Regions from separate parts of the Mus musculus genome. Here region 2 is linked to region 1. Evidence: chromatin loops called from intact Hi-C (ENCODE). Cell type or tissue: heart. All regions are shown on one strand. Links, peaks and the distances in the headings refer to the core of each region. The heading gives the core; the rest is flanking DNA. Region 1 holds the start of U2surp (U2 snRNP-associated SURP domain containing). Region 2 holds the start of 1700065D16Rik (RIKEN cDNA 1700065D16 gene).

What was found. Peaks named below come from ENCODE experiments on the same cell type or tissue, not always from the same donor. Only the 100,000 strongest peaks of a DNase experiment are listed, where the experiment ranks them.
Region 2: a loop joins it to region 1, with 7 times the contacts of the local background. A loop is called at or near these places in 18 of 42 quality-filtered maps.

The regions. Positions count from the first base shown.
Region 1 is chr9:95,505,493-95,520,669 of GRCm38, forward strand. U2surp (U2 snRNP-associated SURP domain containing) reads right to left here and starts at 6,504. Exons shown (of 28, transcript NM_001357974.1): 1 at 6,325-6,504. The coding sequence starts at 6,369. In heart, for the core only: a CTCF peak has its summit at 6,809; a DNase peak (open chromatin) is centred at 6,509; H3K4me3 peaks cover 2,770 bases; H3K27ac peaks cover 2,165 bases.
Region 2 is chr9:95,848,132-95,863,308 of GRCm38, forward strand. It overlaps 1700065D16Rik (RIKEN cDNA 1700065D16 gene), which reads right to left and starts at 9,751. Exons shown (of 2, transcript NM_001271569.1): 1 at 9,376-9,751; 2 at 7,287-7,429. The coding sequence starts at 9,625. The coding sequence ends at 7,317. It overlaps Atr (ataxia telangiectasia and Rad3 related), which reads left to right and starts at 9,466. Exons shown (of 47, transcript NM_019864.1): 1 at 9,466-9,652; 2 at 13,238-13,329; 3 at 14,652-14,801. The coding sequence starts at 9,594. In heart, for the core only: a CTCF peak has its summit at 5,000 (motif pointing left); DNase peaks (open chromatin) are centred at 8,060 and 9,480; H3K4me3 peaks cover 1,806 bases; H3K27ac peaks cover 1,872 bases; H3K27me3 peaks cover 335 bases.

The sequences.
Region 1 (15,177 bases), core at 3,519-11,518:
AATTTCTCGTTTCGAGTTTTATCTCGGCATCAAGCTCAAGATGAGGCAAGAGAAAGAGTTTCGATAACTATTGACATATATAATATGCCATACAAGAACGTCCCAAAAACGCACTCTAGACTACACACCACTCTGCCCTCTCATTAGTAAGTAGCTACTCAAGCCACAAACCAAGGTTTTAACTTAACACAGCAACAAAAAACACACACACTTGAGGCTGGAGAGATTGCTCGGTGATTAGAGAGCACTAGCTACTATTCATAGGACCCAGGTTGAAACCCAAACACCTACACTGCAGGTCACGACCATCTGTAACTCCTTTTTCTGGGTTCCTGTGGGTACTAGCCATACACATGGTGCAGACATATACGCAGGCAAAGCACCCATACTCATAAAATAGTGTCTGATAATAATTAACTATATTATGCAGAATGTTTTATTGCTTTCAAGAGCATTAAAACATTCTGCATAATATAGTTAATTATTGACTCACACTCCCAAATACTATCAAATAGAAAATGCTTAAATACATGTTTGATGTCTCTAAATTTTCTTAAAAGTTAAGGAACAAACCTATAATTCTAACAATAGCCTCAAGTATCATTAGCTTTCAAAACTGTTATTTCCAGGTTGAAGATATACCTCAGAGACAGAGGGTGCACTCAGTGTGTGTGCAAGACCCTAGAACTGATTCCCAGCAGCAACACAGATTAAGAGGCAAACTCCAATATTAATTTTAATTTATTTTAAAAATAATCCCAGCAAAAAAAAAAAGTTCTTTATAAAAAGGGTTAGAAAAACAGAAGTCTTCAATTTGTACAGCAAATGAATGGCCTCTTCATTCACCTACCACTAAATTAAGTGGCTGTATTTTCTAAGGCTTACTTTCCAAGGGGAAGAGTTCCAGAAATAAAGGCCAAAAGAAGTAAAAGATAAAGTATTGAAAAAACAAATCAGTCCAGTAGAGAATATTTCTTAACACCAACAGTGCTGCGGATTCCCATCTAAAACAGCAGTTCTCAGGGTTCCTGTGGGTTGTGACCCCTGTAGTGATGGTCAAACTACCCTTTCACAGGGGTGGCCTAAAACCACAAAAAAAAAAAAAAAAAAAAAAAAAGACCAAAACAGATTTACATTAGGATTTGTAACAGTAGCAAAATTACAGCATGAAATTGCAACAAAAATACTTTTAAGGATGGGGTCATCACACCATGAGGAACTGTATTAAGGCATCACAGCATTAGGAAGGCTGAGAGCCACTGCTCAACAGTTTAGAATGCTTGTTACTTTCTCTTGCAGAGGACCCAGCATTCCCAGGATCTACATAGTGTGTGTATAACTTCTATCTCTAATTTCAGGGGATCTGATACCACCTTTAACTTCCACAAGCACCAGACATGAGTGTGGTGCATATATAGACAGACAGACAGACAAACATTATATGCATAAAATAAGTCTAAAAAAATAAAGTTGGAGGAGTTAGAAGCACTTGTTGCTCTCACTGAGAACCAGGGCACAGGTAGCTTATAACCACTAGTAATTCCAGTTCCAAGGGACTGATTTCTTCTCACTCCTTGGATGTCAGACACAAATGTGATGTACATTCATTCAAAACACTCATACACATAAAATAAATCTATCTAAAATCAAGTCTAAAACATATTAATCAAAAAAAATAGAAGGTCAGAGACCAAGGATGTAATTCCATTAGCAGAGTGCCCAGCATTCACAAGGCCATGGGCTTGATCCCCGATATTTATATACCAGAGGAGTTGGTACATGTCTTCGCACTCAGGATGTGGAAGACAAAGATCAAGAGTTCAAAGTCATCCAAAGCTACATAGAGAGTTTGAGGCTAGCCCATTAGACCATCTCTAAGAAAAATGGAAGGGAGGGAGCAAAGAAGAAAGGAAAGAAGGGAAAAAAATGGGGGAGGGGGGGTTGGTTTAAGCTGGACAAGATGTCCAAGTCTATAATCCTAGTACTCTGAATAGAGTCCAAGGCCAGTTTAGGCTACACAGTGAGTTCACAGATAGCCTAGGCTACATAGTAAGAGCCTCTCTCTCAGAAATGGGAGAAGTGGTACCATACTTCCTACTTACACTCAAAACACAACCAACCACTAAAAAGTTGCGCCACTTTATATTTTAAGATAAAGTTGCAATCATAGCATACTAAAGGTCCAGTTTCAAGCTGGCAAACTATTTTTCACACTTAAATCTCCACATTACACACACACAGAGGAAATAAATAGGAATTTCAAGCCGTGAATAGATTCTAATTTTACTATTTTTTAAGCATTACTATTTTTTTACTAGTACTCAGTCTGTCAATTCAGAACTACATGCTCAAAGATTCAGTAATTCCTGTTTCATTCATTTACCTCTATAAGACAATTTTGATGGTGTTGTGCAGCTAAGCATCCATGTTGGAGAGCAGATCTTTTGGTTTTTTGGTTTTAGGGGTTTTTGGGGGTTTTTTTGGTTTTGGGGTTTTTGTTTGTTTGTTTGGTTGGTTGGTTGGTTTTTTTGTTGTTGTTTTTTGAGACAGGGTTTCTCTGTATAGCCCTGGCTGTCCTGGAACTCACTCTGTAGACCAGTGGCCCCAAACTCAGAAATCTGCCTGCCTCTGCCTCCCAAATGCTAGGATTAAAGGCGTGCACCACCACCGCCCGGCATGGAGAGTAGATCTTAAGACACAGAATATGGAGGTGAACATTCCATCCTGCAGAGACACTTAGAAAATAAACAATCCAAAAGCTGCAGGAAGTCCCTGAAACTAACCAGATACCCTACAAGGGAATATAAGTAGTGAGGAGTGCTAGAAGAGATACTCTCCACCTAGCCAAGCCACCTGAAACAGACCAGCTAAGCTACCCAGAAGACTCTCAGAAAAGCGGAGTTACCTGGAAAAACCACACTCCTGTAAGTAAACCCATAAAAACACACTGGGTCACCAAGCTAGACTTTGCTGGTATCTTCCTGTCAGTTCCTACCTAGAGTAAGCAGATAGATGTCTGTTCACATCTCCTCAGAAAGTGTTACACAAGAGATGATTTTAAAAAAGAAAAAAGGTACTGGAGCAGGCAGAGCGGGTTACCAGGTAAAGGTGCTTGCTGCCAACGAAGCCTGACAATCCTTGACAAAGGATGATCTCCAGGGCCCAAGTGATAGAGGAAAGGAACCCAACTCCTTCAAGCGGCCGGTCCTCCAGCCTCCAGCCAGGTCTACGTACAATCACACGCAACAAATAAAATACAGTATTTTAAAAAGGAGACAGGTACTGCCACTGCCACACAGTGAAATATAATCATTGTCTTCTAATCCTCACTTGTATGAACATGCAAACAAAGGTTAAAATAACAATATTTTTTCTTTTTTGTTTCTGTTTGTTTCTCAAGATGGGTTTCTTTGTGTGTAGTAGGCCTGGCTGTCCTGGAACTCAGATATCCACCTGCCTCTGCCTCTGCCTCTCCCTCTGTCCCCCAAGTGCTGGGATTAAAGGCATGGGCCTCCACTGCCTGGCAAAATAACACATTTTTGGTAAACTTATTTTTTTATATCTAGCAATATCTCAGGTTAACAACCATACGTTCTGTCTTACTGCTCTGAAACAAAGCTACAATATGGCTCCAAACCCCCTCCTGAAGCCATGAAATACTTTGCTTAGGAAATTTTATTTCTAAAATATGTGCTCAGTGTCTACCAGGAGATATTAAAAATGAAAAGTATAGAACAATTACATAAAATAAAAGGGACTTTGGAAGGGTGCCCCCCCATCAAGTCCCCTTAGCAAGAACTACATACACTGTGTACATCATGAAGTTAATTTTAAAGCTAAAAATAACTAGTGGTTTATGTATTTTGTAATTAAGAAACACTAATGGGGCCATGAGCATGACTCAGAGAATGCAGACATAGGCCACACAGCCTGAAGGCCTGAATTTGATCCTTAGAACCTAGCGTTGTCCTCTGTCACATCTACACTGCGGCATGAGGGTGCACATGTGTGCACACAGACATGCACACTTTTGTAAAAGATAGAGACTTCATCATGGTCAATGGTAAAAACCCTATATCTTGTACAAATATTCTTTCAATGTGTAGAAATGACTAATAAACACCTCTACCCAAATTGATGGAAATGTAACTACCATAGCAAGAGCATGAAACAGAAGTCTCTACTTACTTGATATACAGCACAGAATACAAGCCTGGAAATTCCAAATATTGTACTAAGGCCAAAATGATCTTATAATCTAATAATGTCTAGACTTACATTTGAAATTAAAAAAAAACAACAACAATTTGAGTGGTCATTATGATGGCCAACACTTAATAATCCAAATCAGTGCTTTCTAGTTCCTTAAAAAAAAGGGAGCTGGAAGCGGTTGGCACATGCCTGTAATCCCAACTCTGGGAAATACAAGGAAGGAGCAGCAGGATGCTGAAGGTTAAAGTTCAAGCCAGCCTGGGCTACGGGAGACCCAGCTCAAAAACCTAGTACGCAGGATGGGTGGATGATCTATATAGACTTAGAAACTGAAGTAAGATTTACTAACATTTACAGTAACTCCATCTTTCTATCAGCCCTATAAAAGAATTTTTTTCCTGTAATAAGATAAGAAAACCTGAGGCTGAAGAGATTAGGTATCGTATTTGTTTTCAAAACCTATAACCTCGCCATTCCATTACAACACTTTCCATTACATGGAAAAATCCTGGCAAAACTCTTGAGTATAAATATTCCCTTTTCAGACACGAGTAAGGAACCCTTTGGTGACATCTAAAGGACTATAAACTGACAAGTGTGAATGAAAAAAAAAAAATCCAACAAGCTACTTAATACTTAAAAACTACACAGAGTCCTGAGAAGTATTCTCTTAGAAAAAAGTCTGAACACATACTTTGAAAAGCTTTCAATCTACCCAGGCCTCATGCAGGAAATACTAAATGCTTTGAGAAGAATATCAAAACAAATTGTAACTATGGATGTGGGTACCTGTCCTGGTCACGGGTCTGAAAGGAGGAGTGGCATCATGAGGTACCCCTTCATTCACCTGCTCCCCCAGAAAGGGAAGGAGGGGAAAAACTACTGGAGAAAAAGGAAGCTGACTTACAGTAAAGGTCTGGTGTAAGGACAACCAGAACTGGGCCCTCCCATAGTTCTGAAGAATGTCTAGTAAGACCTTTACTACTTGCTAAGTAAATCTGGGGCAATCATTCAGCAAAATGGCAAAAATTTAAAAATTAACAAATAAATAAACGTCAGCCTTATTAGAAAGAGAGCAAGTTTGGTTTGTTTCTCAAACCAAACAGCAAATGCAAACAGATAATCATACACTTTACGTTCCGAGACTCTTTAAATGTTATCCAACTCCTTATCTCTGCATCTCAAGCCTCGCCACTGGTTTATGGCAGTACTTAGGCATCTTTAATACCGAGATGGGGACGAGAATCTCCAAGCAAAATAATCCAAAATAGATAAGTAAATAAATGGGATTAAACACGCTGGCCAAAATGGCAACTAACACCAATTGTTAACCCAACCTTACTAACGCTTAATTACAGTTCAACGGTTTCCCAAGCAATGCACAGGGCTCCCTATAAACTCACATGTAAGGGCATTTGGGCAATTTCCACGTCTACCGTAGTTTCCCTTTCCAATGGAAACCCCACATACTGCTTGAGACCCTGAGTCTGCGGCCCTCAAGAGGGATGTTGTTCACTTTTCACTTCCCGGGAAGTGGGAGGAAAATCACATGGGAAGTGTGGCTCTAACCCTGAGGCTCAGAGAGCGGCTCCCTCCGCACGTCCCAACCCCAGGCCCTCCACTGGCGGGTCTCTCGCACACCCTTGCAACCCGTCCAGCCTAATTTCCTGGACGGCAAGGAGAGAAACCGTGTAAGGCCAGGAACGAGTAAGAGCCAAAGTAAAGAAGGGAGGACGAGGGGGGAAGAAACAGGCATCTAAGACCGGGAACCTTCCCGCCTCTCCCAGCCTCTAGCCCGCAGCCTCCGAGAGCAGCAAGGGGTGATACAAGGACGCCGGACCACCTCGGAACCACTGCTCTGACCCACAAAGCCGAACGAGGTGACCAGCCCCGCTCGCCACCAGGCACGCTGGTGTGGGGCTGAATCCCAGTCGGGACGGACGCGCGCTCGGGCCTCTCAACCTGCGCACCTTGGTGCAGCGGTGCCAGGCCCACTGTGGCCAACAGGCCTCAGCCCCTCGCCCCAGGAAACCCTCGAAGGCCAGAGGCTTCTGTAGGCCCTCGACCACGGTGAGAGACCCCCCTGACTGACGGAGATCTCTAAGAAACTACCTTTGAACTGGCCTTCTGAGATCCGCCTGGCGTTTTGTCGGCCATCTTGAGCTTTGCTCCTCCTTCAGCGGAGGCAGCAGCGCGGGTGAGTCGAGCACCGAGAGAACAGATAGCAGCCGAGCGCGCCAGAAAGGCTGCCAGGCCGAATAGCCGAACGCCGAGACGGAGACCTCCGCGGCGCCGGGGCCGCGTGACTTCCGCGTCGAGGCGCTTTTACGCGCCCCGCCCACCCCGCTCGCCTTCCGGTGAATTGCGGCGCCCAGTCACGTCACGCGCCTGCGGAATTTAGGGACTCTCCTTGACCCGACTTTCAAGGCCAACTGATAATTCAGTCATTTTCCTCCCAGAGCCAACCGGCGTTAGATGCGAGCGGGTTCTACTTCCTGAGGGGGGAAGGAAGCTGCTCTTTTAAAGCAACTGCAGTAGCCACGTGAGCCGAGCGTCTCACCTCAGCTGATGAGGCAGTTCGTCGAGACACTTTGCCGCACGATCCCCCAGGGGGCACAGGCCTTGGTGGCAAGGCAAATTTGCAATCTGCTCACGTTAAAAAATGGTGAGCAGTGACTTCAGAGTTGAGAAAAAACAGGGAAATAGGATAAAAACTGTTTAGGACGTCGGAGCATGGTACCTGCATAGACTGGGCATGGAGTTGGGGAGGGATGGATCGTAATATAGACGCTGTTCTAAAACGAGCATGTTTATTGTTACTGTGCAGTACAGGCACGCCCTAGCAACTGTGGGGAGGTTAAAGGACAGTTTGAAGGAGTTGGTGGGATTTGGGGATCGAAATGAGGTTGGCAGGTTTGCTCAGCAAGTGCCTTTTTCCCTCTGAGACTTCTGGCTACCCGCACCTATTTCTTTGAAGCATAGTCGCAAAAGTTGTGTAGCAGAAGATAGCCTTGAACTGCTGATTTTCCCGCCTCAGGTCCTGGGAATTAGTCTTGGGCCACCATGTCTAAGCTTTTTGTTAATTGAAGGGAAGCGGGGAATGAGTAAGTTTGGTTTGATTTGGGTTTTTCCAGTTTGTCGGCATTCCACCCCTGGCTGTCCCTGTGCTGTAGACCAGGCTGACCTCAAACTCGGAGATCTGTCTCCCAAGTGCTGGGAGAAAACGTGTGTGCCATCACCTAGATTTCAGTTACAGATAAGGGTCAGACCTAGAGAAGAGGCTCAGAATTGGAGATGTGTGACAGGACCTGAGAATGGAAATAAATTCATTTGGGCTGGAGGGCACAGAACCGTATTATACTGTACTTTCATGCATAGCAACCGTTACTTTCTGATCGTTGGCTTCCTGTTACTACGGTTTCTATCTCTGGTACCTGGCTTATTTATACCTCATCGCCTACCACCAGATTTTATTGATATTTATTTATTTATTTATTTTGGTTTTTTCAAGACAGGGTTTCTCTGTGTAGTCCTGGCTGTCCTGGAACTCACTCTATAGACCAGGCTGGCCTCGAACTCAGAAATCTGCCTGCCTCTGCCTCCCAAGTGCTGGGATTAAAGGCGTGTGCCACTACCGCCCTGCTTATTGACCTTTTTAGAGAGTTCAGCAATGTAGCCTCCTAGACTAATGCTTCCCTGGTCGCTCCCCCACCCCCTTCACTATACCCCCATCAACCAAAAAATAAACTTCAACTTCTGTATGGTAAATGTACTTGCTTCTGTGACTCCGTCTCCTGAGCCTACTCCTACTCTCAGAGTTCATTCTTTCTTTCAGTTCCCTCCCCTACTGCTCCTTTCTTCAGTGTCAGTTATATACAGGGTTACTTTGCAATCTCCTTATTCCCAAGTTTTACACTGTACAGCCTTATGTCTGTCTCTGTAAGTCACAATACTGTGGAGGCTTTTATATATTAAAAACAGCAGGGTTCCAATAATAAATTCGGAACAGATTGTGAAACCTACTTTACAGCATTCATATCACAGCTTTATTTAAAATATTTGTATTTAGGGTTCTCTAGGGTCACAGAACTTATGAGTATTTTCTATATAGTAAGAGAATTTATTGATGACTTACAGTCTGTAGTCCAACTCCCCAACAGTGGTCAGCAGCAGCTGTGAATAGAAATCCAAGGATCTAGCAGTTGCTCAGTCCCACAAGGCAAGCGGGCGAAGAAGGATGAGCCCTCCTTCCAATGTCCTTATGTAGGTCTGCAGCAGAAGGTGTGGCCCACCTGGATCTGGGACTTGCCTTACTTAGTCTCCTGGGATTAAAGGCATATGTACTACCTTGCCTGGGCCTAAGCTTTTCATAGCCACTATGCCTCAAGATCAGGATCACAGGTGAGCCTTCTAGTTCTGGATTGTAGTTCATTCCAGATATAGTCAAATTGACAACCAGGAATAGCCACCACAATCCACCTCTTGTCAACTTGACACAAATAATATCTCATGTCCACATGACACAATAACAAGGTCATCAATACAACTAACATGATAAAACTATTCCTCATACAATCGCAAATGCATTTGTAAATTTACAATGGGGCAATGTCCCTTGGGAACATTCTTTTAGTATCTCAAATACCAGTTGATGTTAAAGAAATTGGAAGAAAGACAAATGTATTCTTAACAAAATAAAACAGAAGCATTCTTTATAATCCTTGTTTCAGGCCTTAGCTGGTATTTATAACTACTTCCTCTACCACCCATTCTGTATTTCCTCCACCCTAGGCAAGCACCTCAGCAGGTCTTGGCTCTTTTCCCGGAGGAGTGACTCATACCTTCATTCCTGATGGGTCTGTATTCTTTGTCATCCTGCTTGGATTATGCTGTTGTAGTTTCCCATTGACTTTAATCACAGGACATGGTAGTACTAAGAGATGCCCTAAGGAATCTCCTGCACTCCAGACATATTCCTGCCAGAAGCTCCAAACAGCATCTCTATCTGCCACCGACACCTCAAATACCATCGGGTCTGCTGGATCATATGGTCCAAGTGGTAGAGCAGCCTACACAGCAGCCTGGACCTGTTGGAAGAGCCTTCTGTTCCAGGCCCCACACAAAGCTAGCAGCTTTCAGAGTCACTTGGTAAATAGGCCTGATAACACACCCAAGTGAGGGGTGTGCTGTCTCCAGAATCCAAATAGACCCACTAAACATTGTGCTTCTTTCTTGGTGGTGGGAGGGGCCAGGTGCAATAACTTACCTTCCACCTTAGAAGGAATATCTCTGCATGCCCCACACCACTGGATTCCTAAGAATTTCACTGAGGTAGATGGTCCTTGAATTTTGGTTGGATTTATTTCCCATCCTCTGATACGCATGTGTTAACAATGAATCCAAAGTGGTTGCTTATTTCCTGCTCACTTGGTCCAATCAGCATGCTGTCATCAATATAGTTCACCAATTTGATATCTTGTGGAAGAGGCAAACGATCAAGATCCCTTCTAAGTTATGACACAGGGCAGGAGAGTTAATATATCCTTGAGGCAAAACTGTAAAGGTATACTAATGGTCTTGCCAACTGAAAGCAAATTGCTTCTGGTGGTCCTTATGGACAAGTACTGAGAAGAAGGCATTTGCTAGATCAATAGCCTCATACCAGGTGCCAGGAGATGTGTTAATTTGCTCAAGTAATGAAACTACATCTGGTACAACAGCTGCAGTTGGAGTTACTACCTGATTTAGTTTTCAATAATCAACTGTCATTCTCCATGATCCATCTGTCTTCTGCACTGGCCAGATAGGAGAGTTAAAGGGAGATGTGGGAACCACCATCCCTGCATCTTTCAAGTCTTTGATAGTGGCAGTAATTCTGCAATTCCTCCAGGAATACGATACTGTCTTTGATTCACTATTTTCTTTGGTAGAGGCAACTCTAAAGGCTTCCATTTAGCCTTTCCAACCATAAAAGCCTTCACTCTACAGGTCAGGGAACCAATGTGAAGATTCTGCTAATTTCTGAATATATCCCAATTATACATTCTGGAACTGGGAAAATGACCACAAGATTATGTTTAGGGACCTACTGGACCTACTGTGAGTCGGACATCAGTCAAAACTCCATTAATCACCTGTCCTCCATAAGCCCCTACTTTAACTGGAGGGCCACAATGTTTCTTGGGATCTCCTGAGGTCAGTGTCAGTTCAGAACCAGTATCCAATAGACCCCAAAAAGTCTGATTATTTCCTTTCCACCAGTGTACAGTTACCCTTTACAAGGTCATAGGTCCCTCTGGGAAAGAACTGGAAAAAGGCTAACAGCAAAACTTTTAGGTGTCTTATCAAGAGCCTTCCTCAGGGGAACCTGGCCACCCCTTCATTCAAGGGGTTCTGGGTCTGCAAACTGGCTCAAGTCTAGAAATTGATTCATTGGCCAAGATTGCCTTTTGCCACAATCCAAAAGCCTTTCTTTCATTTGTTTGAGAATGTTTCTGCTTATACAGATCAACCAGATATGAAGTAGGCTTCCTATCTATTTCATACCTGGAAACACCTTGACTAATTAGCCAATACCAAAGATCCAAACGAGTCATGCCATTATAAATTTCACCTCTCCTGTGCTGAGCACTATGGGGAATGTTATTATATACATTGTTTTGTCTACGCTGTCCATTATAATAACTTCAATCACCTTGTCTCTGGCGATTCAATGCTGCCACCTGGCCCTTGTTACCTCAGGGCCCAATTAAATCCATTGAATTTAATTCATCTAATTGAGCAGCAGCACCTCCAAGCCTAAGGTCTGCCACAAGGAAAAGTGCAAGAATAAAACTCTTCAAATGTGCTGGTGCCCCTCTCACCAGTTTGCATCATATAGGATTGGTGAAGGGCATATCTTCTGGGCCTTCCCATTCTGGAGGATTACACAACATATAATCTTACATATAACTCTAGCATTGAAATTTCTCTGAGCCTTAAAATCCCTTTGTCAACACAAAGCCAAGGGATACCAGGCATCTCCATCTCCTTTTCAGTAAGCCATCTTTTGATAAACACTTCAGCCAACCATTCAAACTTCTGGCATTTGTTTTTATCTGTGCGAGCTTCCATATTAAACCTAGAATCTCCACTCAGAGGGCCCATGCCAATAAACTCAGCCTGCTCTAGTTTTATGTTCCTTACATCATTATGCCACACCCTAAAAATCCATTCCCACACATATTCACCAGGTTTCTGCTTGAATGAATTAGCAAACTCATTAAGCTCCTTAGTAGTGTAGCAAATTTCCTCATAGACTACACTTTCTACCTCCCCTCTAGGGGCCTGCTTTGCCTTGAGTCTGGTTATTGGTTTAGAAGAAACTATCAGTGGGCCTTGAGGAACATCAGTATTGCTTTGTCTGACATTTTCTTCAGCGAAAGTCACTGCTGGTTTATCAGAGTCTGAGGGGTTAATTTCCTCCTGTGGAAAAGGCATTATTTCAAGGGGTGGGGCTGAGGGTACTACTTCCTCAGGTGGGGCAAACCCTTGAGAATTCGAAGATTCAAAATTCTCAGCTGTAACAGGGTCCTCCCACACATCCCCATCTCAAATTATAGGGCCCCATTCTTAGGCAGTCAATGCCCTTACTTTAACTGCTGACACCCTCTGAGGCTGAGACTTGAATTTTTGCTGTAATTCAGCCAACCTTATAATGAGGGCTTCAGTTTGATTTTCTGCAACTTGAGCTCTATGGCTGCTGGAGAGAAGATTCTCTTCAAGGACACACTTAGAAACTTTTAGATCGTTTACTTGCATCTCGAGCCGTTCAATTTTATCATACAACTCCTTCTTTTCCTTCATCATTTTTCCCCAGAGATACTAAGAGCAACAAGCCAGCAAAGTCATTTTCTGATTTTTCCCCCAACTTGTAGAAAGTTTTGTATGCCAAATCACCTAATTTGTCAAGATAAGCAAAAGCATTAGCTTCTTTAAGTTTGAAATATAGTTTCAATCACATGTCTTCAATATTCTCGGAGCTCCCAGGAGAGAGAGTATCTGAAGAGGTTTCAATAGTTGAAGGTGCCAGGAATTATTTTTTTAAGATTTATTTATTTATTATATGTAAGTACACTGTAGCTGTCTTCAGACACTCCAGAAGAGGGAGTCAGATCTCGTTATGGATGGTTGTGAGCCACCATGTGGTTGCTGGGATTTGAATTCCGGACCTTCGGAAGAGCAGTCGGGTACTCTTACCAACTGAGCCATCTCACCAGCCTGGTGCCAGGAATTATTAAACCAACTCCAAATTCTTAAAAGATTCATCCTTATACTTCTAGTGCTCCTCTAGAACCACTCCCGGTACCAACTTCTGTATTAGTTCTCTACAGTCACAGAACTTATATGTAGTCTCTATATAGTAAGGGAATTTGTTGATGACTTATAGTCTGCAGTCCAACTCCCCAACAATGGTCAGAAGCAGCTGTGAATGGAAGTTCAAGGATCTAGCAGTTGCCCAGTTCTACAAGGCAAGCAGGTGAAGAAGAGCAAATCTTCCTCCTTCCAATGTCTTTATGTAGGTCTCCAGCAGAAGATGTGGTCCAGATTAAAGGTGTGTGCCACTACACCTGGATCTAGGACTTGCTTTGGTGATCAATGGGGTAGGGACCATTGTAGGTGGTGCCATCCCTGGGCTGGTAGCCTTGGGTTCTATAAGAAAGCAAGCTGAGCAAACCAGGGGAAGAAAACCAGTAACATTTCTCCATGACCTCTGCATCAGCTCCTGCTTCCTGACCTGCTTGAGTTCCAGTCCTGACTTCCTTTGGTGATGAACAACAACATGGAAATGTAAGCTGAATAAACCGTTCCTCCCCAGCTTGCTTCTTGGTCATGATGTTTGTGCAGGAATAGAAACCCTGACTAAGACAAATTGGTACCAGCATAGTGGGGTATTCCTGTAACAATCTGACCATGTTTTGGGGAGGACTGTGGAAGAATTTTGGAACTTTTGGCTAGAAGATCCATTTGGTTTTAAGAGCTCTGAGGATGTTGTGTAGGAGTTTGGAAAATAGTGTTGAGAACATTGCAGAAGTCAGGCATGGTGGCGCACACCTTTAATCCCAGCACTCGGGAGGCAGAGGCAGGCAGATTTCTGAGTTCGAGGCCAGCCTGGTCTACAGAGTGAGTTCCAGGACAGCCAGGGCTACACAGAGAAACCCTGTCTTGAAAAGCTGAGAGAGAGAGAGAGAGAGAGAGAGAGAGAGAGAGAGAGAGAGAGAGAGGGAGAGGGAGGGAGAGGGAGAGAGAGAGAGAGAGAGAGAGAGAACGAACACTGCAACACTGCAGAAGATGGAGGCCTGGCTTGTGAAATTTCAGAGGGGAGATTAGAGACTCTTATCAGGGCCGTTGCTATTTTGATTGTGAAGATTCTGCGGTTTTGGTTAGCTGGAGCTGAAGAATAAGCTGTGATTAACAAGATACCAGAACTACTAAAGCAAAACCTTTGCATTACTGGGACTATTGATGCTGGTTACCTGGAGCTAAGAAATTAGGGGTGATTAAGAAGAGACCAGCATCATTGAGGTGATATCTTCCGGGAAGTGTTTTCTGAGAGCACAAAGAGATAGCCAAGGTTGTCCCTGGTGCTGTAGCAGGGCTTGATAATGTGTAAAGAGTCACCCAGGTGCTACTGGTTTTGAAGGCATAAAGGGGTCACACAGAGCAGCTGAGGCTCGGCCCTGTGAGAGGCCACGGAAGGCCATTGGTGAAGGTTCAGCCTCAGTTGCAGCTGATGACCCAGGACTTAAAGGGTTCAAGCAAAGGAGTTGAGGCTTGGCACCATGAAGAGAGCCTATGAGAGGTTGTTGGTGAAGCCTAGTTGCAGAGGAAGACAGCAGTGTTTTGGAGATGCCAGTACCATGAGATGACCACCAAGAACAGCAGCAGCAGTGGAGTGCAGGCACCTGGAGCCTAGAAGACAAGGTGTGTGCTACAAAGAACAGATCTGGAGAAGTGACCCAAGCCCTTGGAGGAATCCAGAAGATCATGAGTGGATCACAGACACTGGACAGTTGGAGTTTGATTTTTGCTTTTGATTGTGACTGTGCCCTGATATTTTTCCCTCTCGAAGGAAGAAAGTATTTTAGTGGATCCCACAGTTAAAAGACTTTTAATTGTAAAAAGACCTTGGATTTTTTTTTTTTTGGTTTTTCGAGACAGGGTTTCTCTGTATAGCCCTGGCTGTCCTGGAACTCACTCTGTAGACCAGGCTGGCCTCGAACTCCAAAATCTGCCTGCCTCTGCCTCCCAAGTGCTGGGATTAAAGGCGTGTGCCATCAAGCCCGGCAAGACCTTGGATTTTAAAAGAGATTAGATATTTTAAAGGAATTGAAAATTTAATATATAAGAATTTTCAAAGACTGTGGGGCTTTTAAAGTTATTTAGATCTTGCGGATGAATAAGAAAGTAAGGGCTGAGGCTTAATAGTGATGTATTTGTGTGTCAACTTGACACAGGCTGTAGTTAACATAGAGAAAGGAGCCTCCCTTGAGGAAATGCCTCCATAAGATCTGGCTGTAAGGTATTTTCTCAATTAATGATCAAGTGGGAGGGCCCATTGTGGGTGATGCCATCCCTAGGCTGGTAGTCTTGGGTTCTATACGAGAGCAAGCTGAGCAAGCTAGGGGAAGCAAGCCAGTAAGTAACATCCCTCCATGGCCTCTGCATCAGCTCCTGCTTCCTGACCTGCTTGGGTTCCAGTCCTGACTTCCTTTGGTGATGAACAGCAATGTGGAAATGTAAGCTGAATAAACCCTTTCCTCCCCAACTTGCTTCTTGGTCATGATGTTTGTGCAGGAATGGAAACCCTAAGACAATATTGCGTCCTGAGAGTAAAATTCTAACTCCTAACCACAGCAGTTATCTGAGCATCCTGTGAGCTCATTTCCCCTCCCCTCCCTACACCTGGTCAGCTTGATGGTTTAT
Region 2 (15,177 bases), core at 4,878-12,877, 340 kb after region 1:
TCAGCTAAACATATTCTACTGAGAATTCAAAGATCAATCATTTAAAAGTAATTAAATGATTGGCATGCATGTAATCCTAGTTCTTTCTAAGTAAGGCAAACTCCAGAATCCTAGGCCAGTCTACATAGCAAGTTCAAGACCTGCCTGGGCTTTGTGATGCCCTATCTCAAATAAACACATATTGGGCGGGGGGTGTGACTGAAGTTATAGTCTCAGTAGCAAGAATTCACTAAGTAGCCTAACTTAGTAAGCACAAGTGTACTGTATTTATAGTAACCATGGCCTGGAGAGAGATGGCTCAGTGGTTAAGAGTACCCGTCGCTCCTGCAGAGAACCTGGATTCCCAGTGCCCACACGATAGTTCACAATCACCTATAACTCCAGTTCTAGGAGATCCATTCGATGCCCTCTTCTGACCTCCATAGGCACCAAGCATGTACACGGCACACAGACAGACATGCAGGTAAAACACTCACCCATAAAGTAAAACGCATAAATCTAATGTAAAATGTTTTAAAGACCTGAAGTAAACATATGTCAAAATAACCAGGCTTCCCTAGAACCAACAGAGTGAACATATATTACACAAGAGACTTAGTAGATAGGCTTGCACAACAGCTGCTGGGCACTCTGAGTGGTCAGCAGAGGCTGTCTACACACTGGAGATGTTGAGACCCCTGTAGCAGCTCACTCCCCAAGGCTGGAAATCTCAGCAGTCCCAATCTGTCACTCGATTTCTGGAAGATTCCTGGGGAGACATTGTTCTTTAGTCCACACTAGAGAGCTGAAAAGGCTGAGTACTGATGTCAGGAAAGAATGGCAGCACCGTGGCAGCTACAGGGTAGATACACTCACCAGCAAGAGGCAAAGAGAGAAGCAACTCTTTGCTAGGGTCTCCTTAGATCTGCATGCCACTCACTGGAGGAGGCCTGCCTTACGGGAGGCTTTCCCATCTAGGTTAATCACTTCCAGGAAATGCAGATCCTTATAGTTGATTCCATATCCAATCAGACTGATGACCAAGATTAACTACTACACCATATGCTCCAGGTTTTCTAGAAAATTCCCAGTTTTGAATATTTGCTGTCATATGAATTAGGTTCAAACATGTATCCCAGTTGCTGCTTAGGAAGGAAATGTTATCAACTAATAAGGAAGTAGGAATATTTTCTATATCTCCTATTGTTTGTATAAAATAATAATAGCTAAGAGTTATTTGGCTCATATTTAGTATAAGTCACCATTTTAAGCACTTCAAAATGTTGAGGTTTTTTTCCCCATGGAATATATATAACAGCTCTAAAAATTATCTTCATTATAAGTAAAATTTTTTATGTAAAGTATATTTGGGTTGTTTGTTGTTTGTTTGTTTGTTTGTTTAGGGGCTGGGGAGATGAGTACTTGCTGCACAAAATCTCGAGGTCTGGAGTTCAGATGCCCAACAGGGTAGCCAATGTAGGTGGAGTTCAACAGCCACCAGTAATCCCAGCCTGGGGGACAGGAAGGGACAGAGGATTTCTGAGGGAAGCTGGCTAGCCAGACTAGCTGAAATGGTAAAGCTCTGTGTTCAAGTGAGAGATTCTGCCTCTACAAATAAGGTGGAGCACAATCAAGGAAAAGACACCCAATGTCAGCCTTTAACTACCATTCACAAATACACACACATGCACCAAAAAAAAAAAAACAAATTCACGTTTTTCCATAGCACAACTACATAGAAACTGAAGGCAATTAGATAACTAAATCTCTCATATAAAGACCATCTTTTCTGATCCCACACTTTGCAAAGATTCATCTGGTTTGTGAGTGTATCTAGCCATTTGATAAAAGAAGGGCTATCACACAGAGGACACTCTAGCGTTTGCCACCGTCACTGCTACTGTTTAGCCCATGTTTTCTCTGCTAACTACTGTACAGGCTCACACGCACAAAGGAATAGAATTTCAACTCAAGATCAATTCCAAAGTTGTGCTGTTATCACAAAACTAGTCCATGAAAAGGTATGTCTTTACTCTGTCGACATCCTGGACTTGTGAGTCCCTGTGACTTAGCTGGCATTTGCTCTCTAGAACGCAAGGTTTCAAACTCTGGACAACCATAATCAGTGGCCACCACAGGCACCAGTTTCACTTTGGATTTCAGAAAAACTAGATCCATTAAAAACAGTTTAGCAGCTGAGCAATGGTGGCTCGAGCCTTTAAACCCAGCACTCTGGAGGCAAAGGCCTGGTCTACTACAGGACAGCCAGGTAGGGCTACACTTAGACCCTTACCTCCCACCCCACCCCCCAAAAAAAACCTAAAAAACAAATTAAATCAGTTTAGCAAGTATTGATCACACAAAACAATGGGTTTCACTGCAATCTTTTCATCCATGTACATAATTAACATGCTTTTACCGTATTTCAACTGCCCCATTACCTTCTCTTGTCCTTTTCTTGTCACATTTCTCTCCCCAAATACCTCTTCTATTTTCAAGTTATTGTTGTTGTTTTAAAACTTTTTATTGATTCTTTGTGAGTTTCACATCCTGCAACCCAGTCCCACTCATCTCTCCGTCTCATTATATCTTCCCGCTGCCCTTGCAACCTCCCCACCAAAATAACACACACACACACACAGAGAGAGAGAGAGAGAGAGAGAGAGAGAGAGAGAGAGAAAAAATAAGGCAAAATACAAAGACAAAAACAAAAAATAACCAAACCAAAGCATAGGAAACATCTTGTCACAATAGCTGTAGCATGTCACAGTGTGTCACACATCTTCACTTGCAAATGTTCACTGCAGTGAGTCATTGGTTTGGTTATTGTTTTTTATCTAGACTCCACACATGAGAGAAAACATGATATTTGTCTTTTCTGAGTCTGATTATTTGGTAACATAGTAATCTCCAGCCCTGCCCAGCTGCCTGCACATGTCATTATTTCATTCATCTTTATGACTGAATAGTATTTCATTGTGTATACAAACCACACTGCCTTTATCCATCCATCTGTTGATGGGTACCAAGTCTAACCGTGATGCATGCTGAAGAAAACCAGGAAGTATAAGATAAACATTTTGAGTTTATTTAGCTTTTTTTTTTTTAAATAGAATTAAGTAGAAAGCAATAGAAGGGAAAAGGGCAATATCCAGTTTAACAACATTCAGTTCAGCTCTGGATTTATGTTAATTTTATTTTTTAAAAACATCACTTAGAGGAGAAAAAGAATAATCTAAGGAATAAGACAGAGCTGGAAACAAGTCTCCACCCCTTCTGTTTGATCCTTTCCTCTCCTGCTAGGGCTGCTGTGTGTCTAAAAGTCAGCCTTTAGCCGGGCAGTAGTGGCGAATGCCTTTAATCCCAGCACTTGGGAGGCAGAGGCAGGTGGATTTCTGAGTTTGAGGCCAACCTGGTCTACAGAGTGAGTTCCAGGACAGCCAGGGCTACACAGAGAAACCCTGTCAAAAAACAAACAAACAAAGAAACAAACATAAAAAAGTCAGCCTTCAGGAATGTGAAGGTGTGATGGGAATTTAAAGCTAAATGGGCAGTCTGGCGTTTGAAGTGGACAGAGACGAGTCAGGGCAACTGGAACTGAACAACTGTCCTAGAGGGAAGTGAGCGCACTGAGCAGCGGCAGTGGGGACAGGAGTCTCACACGTTAGCTGAGACAGATGGCAAGCCATCCGAGAAAACAGACAAACAGACATGCAGCAGCATGGCAGAGCCACACTCCCCAGACACCCATCGCTGCTTACAGATGAAATTATGCAGGCATCAAAGCGACAGCGTCTCGAGATTCTGGGCCGCTTGGTGACACAAGAACCCAGGTGCATGACCTGCCTGCCCCCACTCTCTGACGCTGCCTTTCTGAAAGCCAGAAGTAATTATTTTCTACATTTACCTGTAACTGAAAAAAGATATGTAAAATCTGAACTTCCTTTCTGACTTCTCTTTCCTCTGAACCTCTGGGCATGTTTCCAGAAGCCCGCTTTACGGAGCTCTCCTTAAAGGTTATTGTGGTGCTTGGTCACATTTCAGAGCTTTCCCTCCTGCTTAATCAGCTTGAACGACTACCTGGAACAGGAAAGTATTTTGAAAACAGTAAAAAACAATTATTCTAATCATTACTGTTATATTTTATACACCCTCAGGGTCATATTGGAAACCTTTTCAATTTCAATGACAACAATTTGTTACCTATTCAGAAAGCTACCATGTGTGTGGGTAGTCTTTGTCCTTTATAAATCACTTCTAAATTCAGTGAAGCCTTAGTTTTTGTACGTATGTATATATGTATGTATGTATGTATGTGTGTGTGTGTGTATGTATGTATGTATGTGTATATGTGTGTATATATACACACAACTGTTGTAGAAATGGAAAGACAAATGGCTTTGCTGAGTAGATTCGGTCTGGGTTTTATTTCCGTGTCTCTACTAAATGAGACGGGTACACTTGTGCAGTCTGTCTCCAGGGAATTATTATTGTTTTCCTTTACAAAGTTTCAGAATGATGGTTCATAGTTAGAGCGCCCATCACTTGAGACTATACCCAGCAGATAACAACAGACCTATTCTCCCTTGTAACTTTCACCCATGTACAATAATCAATCCATAACCATCCTACTGGAGAAGGCTTGACTTTTGCAAAGGCTGTATTCTATAGAGTAGAACAGCTCCAAGCCTTCCTGAAATTACATCAACTATGGAGGACTGGTGATAGCTTGGTACCAGAGGGCTTATTAAGTAAGCATGCAGAGGCCTCATATTCTATAGCCAGCGCCACAAAAAGTAACAATGCACCAATAACAGAACTAACTCATATACCAAGTACAGAAACTTTGAAACTGTTTACACTCTTGTCTCATTTAGGATTTACTAAAATGTATGCCCTTTCCACGGTGCATTATACAATGAAACCCTGACATAATACAGTAAATGAAAAACAGCATGTTCAGCACTGCAGTCACAAAAGTCTCAATGGGGCTGTACTGCCACCTAGCGGCCATTTTGATAGTAACTCTCACTAACGGAAAATCCTATATACATGACTAATGAAAAATTTTCAGGTTGGTTAGTATAACTTTGTTCACACTCCTAGGACACAAAGCTTAGCAAATAGCAGGGACATTGGATATACCAAACTTTCTGCTTTAGAGCTTCACCTGCCTCCCCAAACACCATCTTCCCAAATGCTAGACACGCATGCATGAGGCCCTAGGTTCTGTCCTCAACACCACAGAAAGGAAAATACACAAATTACCAAATGAGTTTGTATACTAAGGCAGTAGACATTTAAGTACAGAAAGTAATTTCTAAAGTGGCTTACATAATCTCACTTAAGATTTATATTTTACGATTTACATTATGTATTGTAGAATGTAGTACTGAATCTACATGCTTAATAAAACCTGTACACAAAGACATATACTTCCTGGACATAGTGGTTCACACTGTAATCCCCACATTCAGGAGACAGGGGTATGGTAGGTAATAGAATCATTGCAAGTTCAAGGCCAGCTTGGATTGAGTTGCAGGTTGGCCAATGGTACACACCAAGACCCTGTCTCAAACAAAACAAGCAAAACTTAAAACATATATTTAAATTTTTTTAACAATACTATTAACCTAAAAAAAAAGGCAGGAAGCCCCCAATATAGAGGATGGGTTAAAGAAAAAGTAAGCCTTGGGAAACCAAGCTAGACAGGGCCCCACGTACCCAGACTAGCCTTGAGCCCCAGCTCCTCCAGCCTCCACCTCCCAAAGACTGGGATTACAGACCTGCACTAACACACCCTAGAACGCTTGGGAAATAAGTTAGACAAGGCGTGATGATCAACTGAGAACAGAATGTGGTGATGAGATCTGACAGGAAATCTGTGGGTTTGATATTTAGGAAATAGAATTCTAGAAATACAAACCAAAGCAATCACAGATACATTGATGGTACATCTGGGATTTCATTTAAAATTACCCACCTGGGGAAAGGGGGCATTGGAAGGGTGTTCGTAAATTAACAGAGACTGGTGAAGGCTGGGGTGTGTAGTTCAGTAGAATACTTGCACAAGGTCCCAGGTCAGATGCCCAAGTGGGAACAGTGGGGACAGAGACTTGACCAAATGAGAGAACTCTTGGGTGGGTGGTAGATTTATTTACCTACTTTTGTTATATTTGTGTTAGTGCAGCTCTGAAAGCCCTGTCTTTGGGAGGTGGAGGAGGAGAAGCAAGCGTTCAAGGCTAGTCTAAGCATGTGAGACCCGGTCTAGCTCGCCTTCCCTGTAGACGTGTTCTGCTTTGTTTTCTTGTTATTAAAAAAAACAAACAAACAAAAATAAAGTGCCTGAGAACATTTAAGGTAGTAAAATCCGGTAAAGAGGTAGACAGATGAAACAGAGCCCGAAGAGTTCGCAGGGAACAGGTAGTGAGCTCCAGAGTGCTCAAGCGATGGGAGTTACCTGAGGTCTTCAGAAGGAATAAAGTTACCCAAGAATAAAAAGGAGCAATGAAGACCCCTGGTGCCGTGCAGTTGGGGAGGGGGAAAAAGAAAAAAGAGAGGGGGAAACCCCTAAGGAAAAGTGAAGAAAGATGGCAAAGGACATACTGCTAAAACACGGGCTAATCAGAGAACACATTCCAGGGATGCAGCAATCTAGACCGGCAAATCGTGTAAGAAGAAAAAAGTGATCAGTCTCTATTGGACTTAGCCATCTGAAAGCCATGAGAGGAGGGGAGGTGGACCCGGGAGGAAGGCACTGAGAGCTTTATTAAGACAGTTATTAACTCCACAGGCAGAACAGCTGGGGCCTAAGGAAAGAGGCTTCAGTCCCCAGCATACAAAACCAAGCCAGTGCACATTCTTAAAGGCTTCTAAGGGAGGGTGTGATCCTTGCACTCTGAGGAAGCAGGCTTAGTTAATAGATGACCTGTGTTGCGGGACATGGATGACAGGAGTCAAGGAGACACTGGCTAGGGGAATGGGGTAGTTAATGTGTGACATTAGTCAAGCTGCCTTGGCCCCTGGGCAGCAGTGAGGTAGTGAGATGAGGCTATTGTTTTTTATGAGTGCTGTGAGGACAGAGGCATGCAGGCTTGTGAGACTCCTGACCACAGCTAGCTGCGCCTGTCAGTTCCTTACAGCAGCTTTGAAAGGAGAGAAAGATTTCAGGGGTGTGATCCCAGTCTGTGGGGCTGCTTCCAAGATCATCTGGAAGGTCTGTCTAGGTGTCTGTCTAGCATAAAGGAAGGCATGAGTCTTAGTTGCTGTTCTGTTGCTGGAAAAAGAGACACTATGACCAAGGCAACTTAGAGATTAACAGTTTATTGGGGGTTTGCTTACAGTTTCAGAGGGTTGGAATCCATGACTATTATGGCAGAGACCAAAGCGACAGGCAGGCAGGCATGGCGCTGGTGAATTAGCTGAGTGCTTACATCTTGATCCACAAGCACTGGACAGAGGGAAGAGAGACGAGTGAATGGGGAGACAGGGAGAACGGGGAGGGAAGAGAAGGAAGAGGAAGAGGGAGAGAGAAAGAAGTAATTGGAAATGGCATTGGCTTTTGAAATCTAAAAGTCCACCTGCCCCCATTCCTAGTGACACTCCTCCTCCAGCAATCCTTCCTAAACAGTTCCACCAACTGGGGATGCCAAGTGTTCAAATATATGAGCCTCTGGGGGTCATTCTCCTTCAAACCACCACACCATGAGTCTGAGCTCTAGCTCTAGCTCTATGTAAACTAAATATAGAGGCACCTGCCTGTAATCCCAGTACCCAGAAGGTGGGATGAAGATCAGCAGTTCAAGGTCATCCTCAGCTACATAGTGAGCTCAAGGCCAGCCTGGGCTATGGGGGACCCAATCTCAATAAGCAACAACAACAGCAGCAACAGGAGAAAAAGAGAAACTGTTGGTGATTCTGGGGAGAATTAGGGCAGGGAGGGGGAGGGACACAAGGGCAGAGTATAATAAATACTGGGTTAGGACTGAATGGGAGATGAAAATAGAATCAGCCTTACGAAAAATTCTTCTGCAGAGTTTGGCAGAGAGAGAGAGTCCTCAGAGGGAGGACCGACACTGGCCTTGGCATCTGCCTCTCATTTATTGGTGTATCACTAAGGCTGTCCAGATAAATGGCTGCCAGCTTCCTTTCATTCTGATTTGCACCCCCCTCCAAACTCAAGGGTAGCTTTGACTAGCTCTTGCTATTGTTTCAGACTGTGCCTCACCATGTAACCTAAGGCGGCTTAAGCTGGTTACCATGCTGCCTCCGCCTCTAAAGTGCTAGAATTATAGCCATGTAGTGCTGTGGCCAGCTTATTGTCACTCTGTGGAGAGCTATCAGTACCTCCCTACCACTTACCGACACTGGGTGATGGTGCTGTCCCTCAGTTGTGTTGGATCATATTCACAGATAGCCTAGGACATATGTGGACTGCCCATGGTGGCCCACCAACGGCACTGGGAGGAGAGGGGGTGGTATTGGAATGTAAAGTGAAAAACAAATAATTGTTTCAAAAATTGCTTTTTGGATTAGATTTGCCAGAGCTCTGCTGTTTGGGGTCCTGCACTTCAGAACTGCAGTGCTACTCAGTGATGAATTACATACTGGGTTGTTGTTGTTGTTGGTGGTGGTGGTAGTGGCTTTTGGTTTTGTTTTGTTTTTTGAGACAGGGTTCCCCTGTATCCCAGACTGCCCTTGAGCTCATTATAGAGCTAAGGATGGCTTTGAACTCTTGATCCTTCTGCCTCTATACCCAAAGTAAGGGGATTGTAGGCATGTGCAACTATGCCTTCTTTTTTAAAATCGTTTAACTGTAGTTTGTTTAGTACTCTAGGTCCTCTGTGCCCGAGCCTCACGAGCTAGGTTAGTGCTCTTCCACTGGACTGTGCCCTCAGCTCTGTCATTATTGTCATCTTTCTCAACATGATTTCAAAATAGCTAGCTTTTCTTGCTTTTTAGCAGATACACTATTTTTCATAGTTGCCTGTCCTATGTTAGGTTTCTATTGCTGTGATGGAACACAATGATGGAAAGTGACCTGGGAAGGAAAAGGTTTGCTTCAGCTTAAAGTTCCTCGTCACAGGGCATCACTGAAGGAAACGGGGCAAAGGGATGGGTGTTCAAAGTACAGCTTTGCAGTCAGAGCGCATCTGGCTGCCATTCCACCACTTTTTAATTTTATTTTTGGAGGTTGTATCAATAATTACCCTTGTGTCCTAAACAGCAAATGTAAGGATTACTGCATGGCCTTACCTAGTTAAATATGCCATTCGAACATAGTGAAATATCTAACTTTGTTGGGTCGTCAGGTCCCTCTCCGACCCAGATCCTAGCTTACGGCTTCCCTGAGCATCCAGGTTTGAGCAAAAAATACCCGTGGAGTAGGTCACGCACTCGCCTGGGAGGGAAAGTGGGCGGGCACGTCCGCTGTCGGCTCCGCCCCTGTCGCCTCTGGGATTTCCCCAGGGTTCCAACCGCAACCGAGAGCGGCTTCCGGGAGGAGAATTTTGGACCTCGCGGGGCTCCGTCGACGCTCCGCCCTCTCCACCGGAGGCGGCTGTGGAGAAGCCCGGCGCCGGCGGCGGCTGTTTTGAGAGCCGCTCGGTGTCACCATGGGCGACCACGGGCTGGAGCTGGCGTCCATGATCCCCGCCCTGCGGGAGTTGGCCAGGTAGGGCCGCGCGTCGTCGCCAGCTTCGAGTCGCCGGGTCTCCTCGGCCCGCGCCGCGGCCTGTGGCCGCCGTTCCCTCCCTCACAGTGGCAGTTGGCCGGAGCGCCGTGGCGACCCACGTGCCGGGGTGACCGTGGCAGCCGCGGCTCGGCTCGCGGGGAGCCAGTCCACGCGAGCTGCTTCCCGCTTGGCCTCGAGAAGGGTCTCTTCTGGCCATCTTACCACACTCGTTTGCTTCCCGAAAACTTCCCCCGGGTCCTGGTCCTTTGGTCGTTGTTGACGGAATCCATTGGCTGAGGTTTTGTTTGGGAATCACGGCCCCGCTTCTGAGGGAAGCGCGGCGGTTTCTCCTCCGAGAGAGGCCGAGCGTCGGCCAGCCCGCTACTCTAGTCGGAAGTCCCCGGGACTGGCCACGGGTCCACGGAGTCCAACGTGCACAGCGTCCCCCAAACTAAAACACGCGTTGGTGTTCATCTGCAGTTGCCTCTTTGAGGCTCGCCGCCTTCAATCCCAGAATTTGGGTGGCAGAGGTGCCCCTAGGCCAGCCAGGACTAAATAGTGAGACCTTGCCTCTGGAAAGACAAAGACAAGAGAAAAAAGGGGGTGGGGGGAAGCAAACCCCTTGTTTCTGTCAACCTCGAGAGTCAAAGGAGAACCGGGTTCCAATCAGAAATTAGCGCTTGCCACGCCCCTTCTGCGCTCTAGGTTTTCCTCTGTCAGGACACCGCAGCCATTGAGTTCTCAAGTCGGTTCTCTCAGGCTGGAAAGTTTGCACGTAGAGTTAGTGCTGACCTTAAGTCTGTGAGCTATCAGTTTCCTTTTAGTTTTGCACCGCAGCGATGTTCATTTCCTCCTGTTGGCCATACCAAAAACCGAAAACCTAAATTAGAGGATAAATGAAAAGACCACTTTTGTACTGTCTGAAGGGTTTTTTTGTTTGTATGTTTGTTTTTTTACTTTGCATGAATGTGGCAAATAGACTTTGTGGGAGCAAAAAAAAAAATCATTAAAAATTTGAATTTAGTAATTTCTGTCTAAAAGTATATGAGATAAAGTGATTTTGGAAAACTGATAATACAAATTTTGTCATCACTGAAATTCTGGAAGGCAGGGACCAACACCTGAGGTTGTTCCCTGTCCTTAACTCATGTACCGTGGCACAAGAACCTATATTCATATGTACATACATACATATATATCTCACATGCGCATACAGACTTTTTAAAATGATTAAAATTTTAAGTTTAACAGCTATTAATATATTAAAAACTTACATAATTCAACAATAAAAAAGTTTGATGAAAAAAATGAATAAGGAAATTGAGATTTTTCTCCAGAGAGAATATAAAATAGCTAATAAGTAAAGGAAAACACAGATGTTTGATATGATTAAAAGTAAGGGAGACAAATCCAAACCACACAAGGAAGTTGGTGAGATGACTTGGGAGGCCAAGACAAGAGGCTCACTGAGTTTGAGGACAGCTTGAGCTATCAAGGTATTAAAAGGGGCTCTATAGTGAGAACTTAACCCTCCTCAAAAACAAAACAAGGAGATTCCATTTCAGACCATTACAATAACTATTGATATGTAAAAGAAATGGTAAGGATATGGGGAAATTGGACCCTGTGGTACATTGTTAGTATAGAAGTAAAATAGTGTAACTTAACGGTTGTGAAGTGGAATGAAGGTGCTACTAAAGGAGGAGGGTAAATAGAGTAGTTACCTCATAACATGACAATTCTTTATAATATATACCCAAAAGAATTTATAACAGGGATTTGAACATATATGTTTACACTTTTGCTCATCAAAGCATTGATATTCACAATAGCTCAGTGGTGGAAGCAAATGCTCAACAGATGAGTAAATATAATCCTCCCAAACGTGGCATAAACATGGTATTATTCAGTATGATGAGGAAAGACATTCTAATATGCTACAACAAAGCTAGTGAGTTTCAACCTGTAGGTAAACCCCTCTTTCCAAAAATATATACATTATGATTCATAACTAGCAAAATTATAATGATGAAGTAGTAATGAGAATAATTTTATAGTTGAGTCACCAAGAATTGAGGAACTGCATTAAAGTTCACATATTAGGAAGGTTGAGAACCACTGAATTAAGAAATAAGTCACAGGGGCTGGAGAGATGGCTCAGCAGTTAAGAGCACTGATTGCTCTTCAGAAGGTCATGAGTTCAAATCCCAGCAACCACATGGTGGCTCATAACCATCCGTAATGAGATCTAATGCCCTCTTCTGGTGTGTCTGAAGATGGCTACAGTGTACTTAGATATAATAATAAATAAATCTTAAAAAAAAAGTCACAAACAGGTAAATATACCATAAATAGAAGAAACCTTAAAATAGTCAAGCTCATGAAGATAAAATAGTGGAATGAATATTGCCAGGGAATAAAAGAGGAGAAATGGTAAATTATTGCTTATTAGGTGTAGAGTTGCTGCTTGGGAAGGTTAAAAAGTTCTTTACATGAGTGGTAGTAATGTGCTGAACTTAATTCTATAGAAGTATATACACTTTAAAATAATGAAATAGTAAACATTATGTAATTTATATTTTATCAAAATAAAATCAAAAGATGTTTTCTAAAATTGATCTGATCCTAGCCAGTGTTCCTTTTGTGAAATTCCAACCTTTGTGGCATTTAGAATAAACCTCAGTTTTTCTGTGTCTCCTTACGGCTCTTCTAGCTAGCCTAGGTATCTCTCTGGTCTTATTAATCACAATTGCATTTATATCCCAGGCTTCCATTAATCTGAGCTGTGTGATCTCCAGTGATTTAACTTCCAGAGCATCCTCAGATCCAAATTAGGCTTAGTATCTTACCTTGTTTTATAGGGTTTGTGTTAGCTCATTATATCCAAATATTATCACACTCATATGTAACTCATATAAGACGATTAATGCAACATTAATTCTTTTGTCCAAGTATGAGTAATCCAATATGTATCTTATATACATCTTAATTTGGAATAACCTTCTTTTCAAGTATTAAATAGTCATATGTGGCTAATGGCTGCCATTTTGAGCTGCACATTTCTAAAATATGAAGGTTAGCTGTCTGCACTGGCATTTAAGACTTTCCCCGCCCCAAATTAGTAATATCTTTAGATTTTCACTTTTAAGAAGTATAATACTGTCTATGTTAACATTTAAACCAATCATATTTGTTAGGTTCAAGTTTAGAGAGCTTTTGTACAAATTGAAAAGTAGGTCCTTTTAAAGATGAAATGCTCTTTGCTGGATTAGTTTGTAGAGACAGAATCTCTCTAAATAGCTTATGCTGGCCTAGAATCACTGGCCTTCTGCCTCAGCTTCCAATTATAGGTATGTGCCACCATACCTCTAATAAAACATTTTTACATTAATTTATTTATTGGGAGGGAGGGTCACACACATCACAGTCCATGTGGAGGATGACTCATGGGAGTTACTTCTCCCCTCCCACTATATCCATCCGGGGATGGAACTAAGGCCAGGCTTGGCAGCCTGCCTTTACCTGCTAAGCCATCTTGCTTGCTCCCATAGTGCCTCTTTTAACAAGCTTTACTTTGTATTTCAGTGCTACTCCAGAAGAATATAACACTGTTGTACAGAAACCAAGACAGATTCTCTGCCAGTTCATTGACAGAATACTTACAGATGTAAATGTTGGTAAGAGGGAATTATTTCTTCCATGAACTTCAATGGTTTTCCGTGTAACATTGTACTACCTGTTTTTCCTCTAGGCAGTTTTAGTCAGAGTTAGTTTTTGTTATAGATAGTAATTTCCAGCAAATTGTTACTCAGTATTGCTTATTACTTAAAACATAATGTAATTTAGGCTTTAAAATCAAGGGTGTGTTTCTATTATTCCATGATTTTTCTACTGGCTTCCTAGAATTCTTTAATGCATTAGTTATAAAACATTTGACTGGGTCCAATCATATGGGCTTTATCAACAACTTGCAAAAAAAAAAAAAAAAAAAAGTGAAATTTGGTACCAACACATTTTGTGATTTATTATAACCACTTAAACTTTGTTCTTTTCAGTCTACAAAGTCATAGGTTGCTAAAATGAGAGCAAAGGGCTATGAACACTTGTAAGATATGGTTCCCTCTGGGTCTCCCTCTGTTCTCACCACTTGCCTTTTCCCTCAGCCATAGGAACTCCTTCATGGGATCTTTCCAGAATTGTTTCATTTTATCCTGAATTACCAAGTCAAACTACTATTTTTAATTCTTTGACTCCTTCACCAGATTATTGTTTTTGTTTTGTTTTATCTTAAGCATGGTGCCTGTCATCTTACAGGCCTATATAACAAATGTTTGCAGAATGGGCTATATTATAGATGAATGTATATGGTTATTAGACATTGAAAATTAAGTGGTAGGCTGGAAAGATGACTCAGACATTAATCTTGCTGCCTTTAAATTCCCACCACAATCTTAAAAAGCAGCTGCAGCAATGCACACCTGTGATTGCTGCAATTCTCACAGTAGATCTGTGGAGCTTCCTGGTCCAGCCAGTCAGCAGGGCATGGTGGCCCACGCCTTTAATCCCAGCACTTGGGAGGCAGAGGCAGGCAGATTTCTGAGTTCGAGGCCAGCCTGGTCTACAAAGTGAGTTCTAGGACAGCCAGGGCTATACAAAGAAAAAAAAAAAAACCTGGTCCAGCCAGTCTAGCTAAGTTGGTGAAGTGTAGGTTCAGTGAGATCTCTTGTCTCAAAAAATAAGGTAGAGAATGATTGAAGCAGACACCCAACATTGACCTCTGACTGTCACATTCATCACACACACACACACACACACACACACACGAACATGTACATAGACATATACCATACACATACACATACTAGATAATAGGACTTCTTCATGTATCAGTGTAGCATGAGTACTCCACTGGACAAAGTTTTGATTACCAAAATTTAGTTTCTTAACAAAAGCTCTATATTTTGTCATGAGTTTTTAAAAAGAATCTTTTATCTCTTAGTTGCTCTAGAACTTGTAAAGAAAACTGACGCTCAGCCGACCTCTGTGATGTTACTTGATTTTATCCAGCACATCATGAAGTCTTCTCCGCTTATGTTTGTAAATGTGAATGGAAGCCAGGGCCAAAATGAGGCCAAAGACAGTTGTATTGGTAAGTGCTGTTATTTTATGTTAATCCTTAACCAGTTTTATTAGATCTCCTTTGCTGCTTTTCTGAATATCACATTTATATAATTACATGCTCCCACAAGTCATATTTGCTTTTGGGGAAAAGTGGTAGCAGTTTTGTTTTTGAGGCAGGGTCTCGTATGTACCTTTGGCTGGCATAGAATGCATTTGTAGACTAGGCTAGCCTGGAACTCAGAGATTGGCCTGCCTCCTGAGTGCTGGGATTAGACATATGCCAGCATGCCCAGCTTCAGCTACTTTTTTTTTTTTCATTTTGACAGTTTTACTAGAACATCATCTCAAATTACTACAAAGGTTTTTTTTTTTTTTTTTAGACATTCTACTCAAAAATACTTATA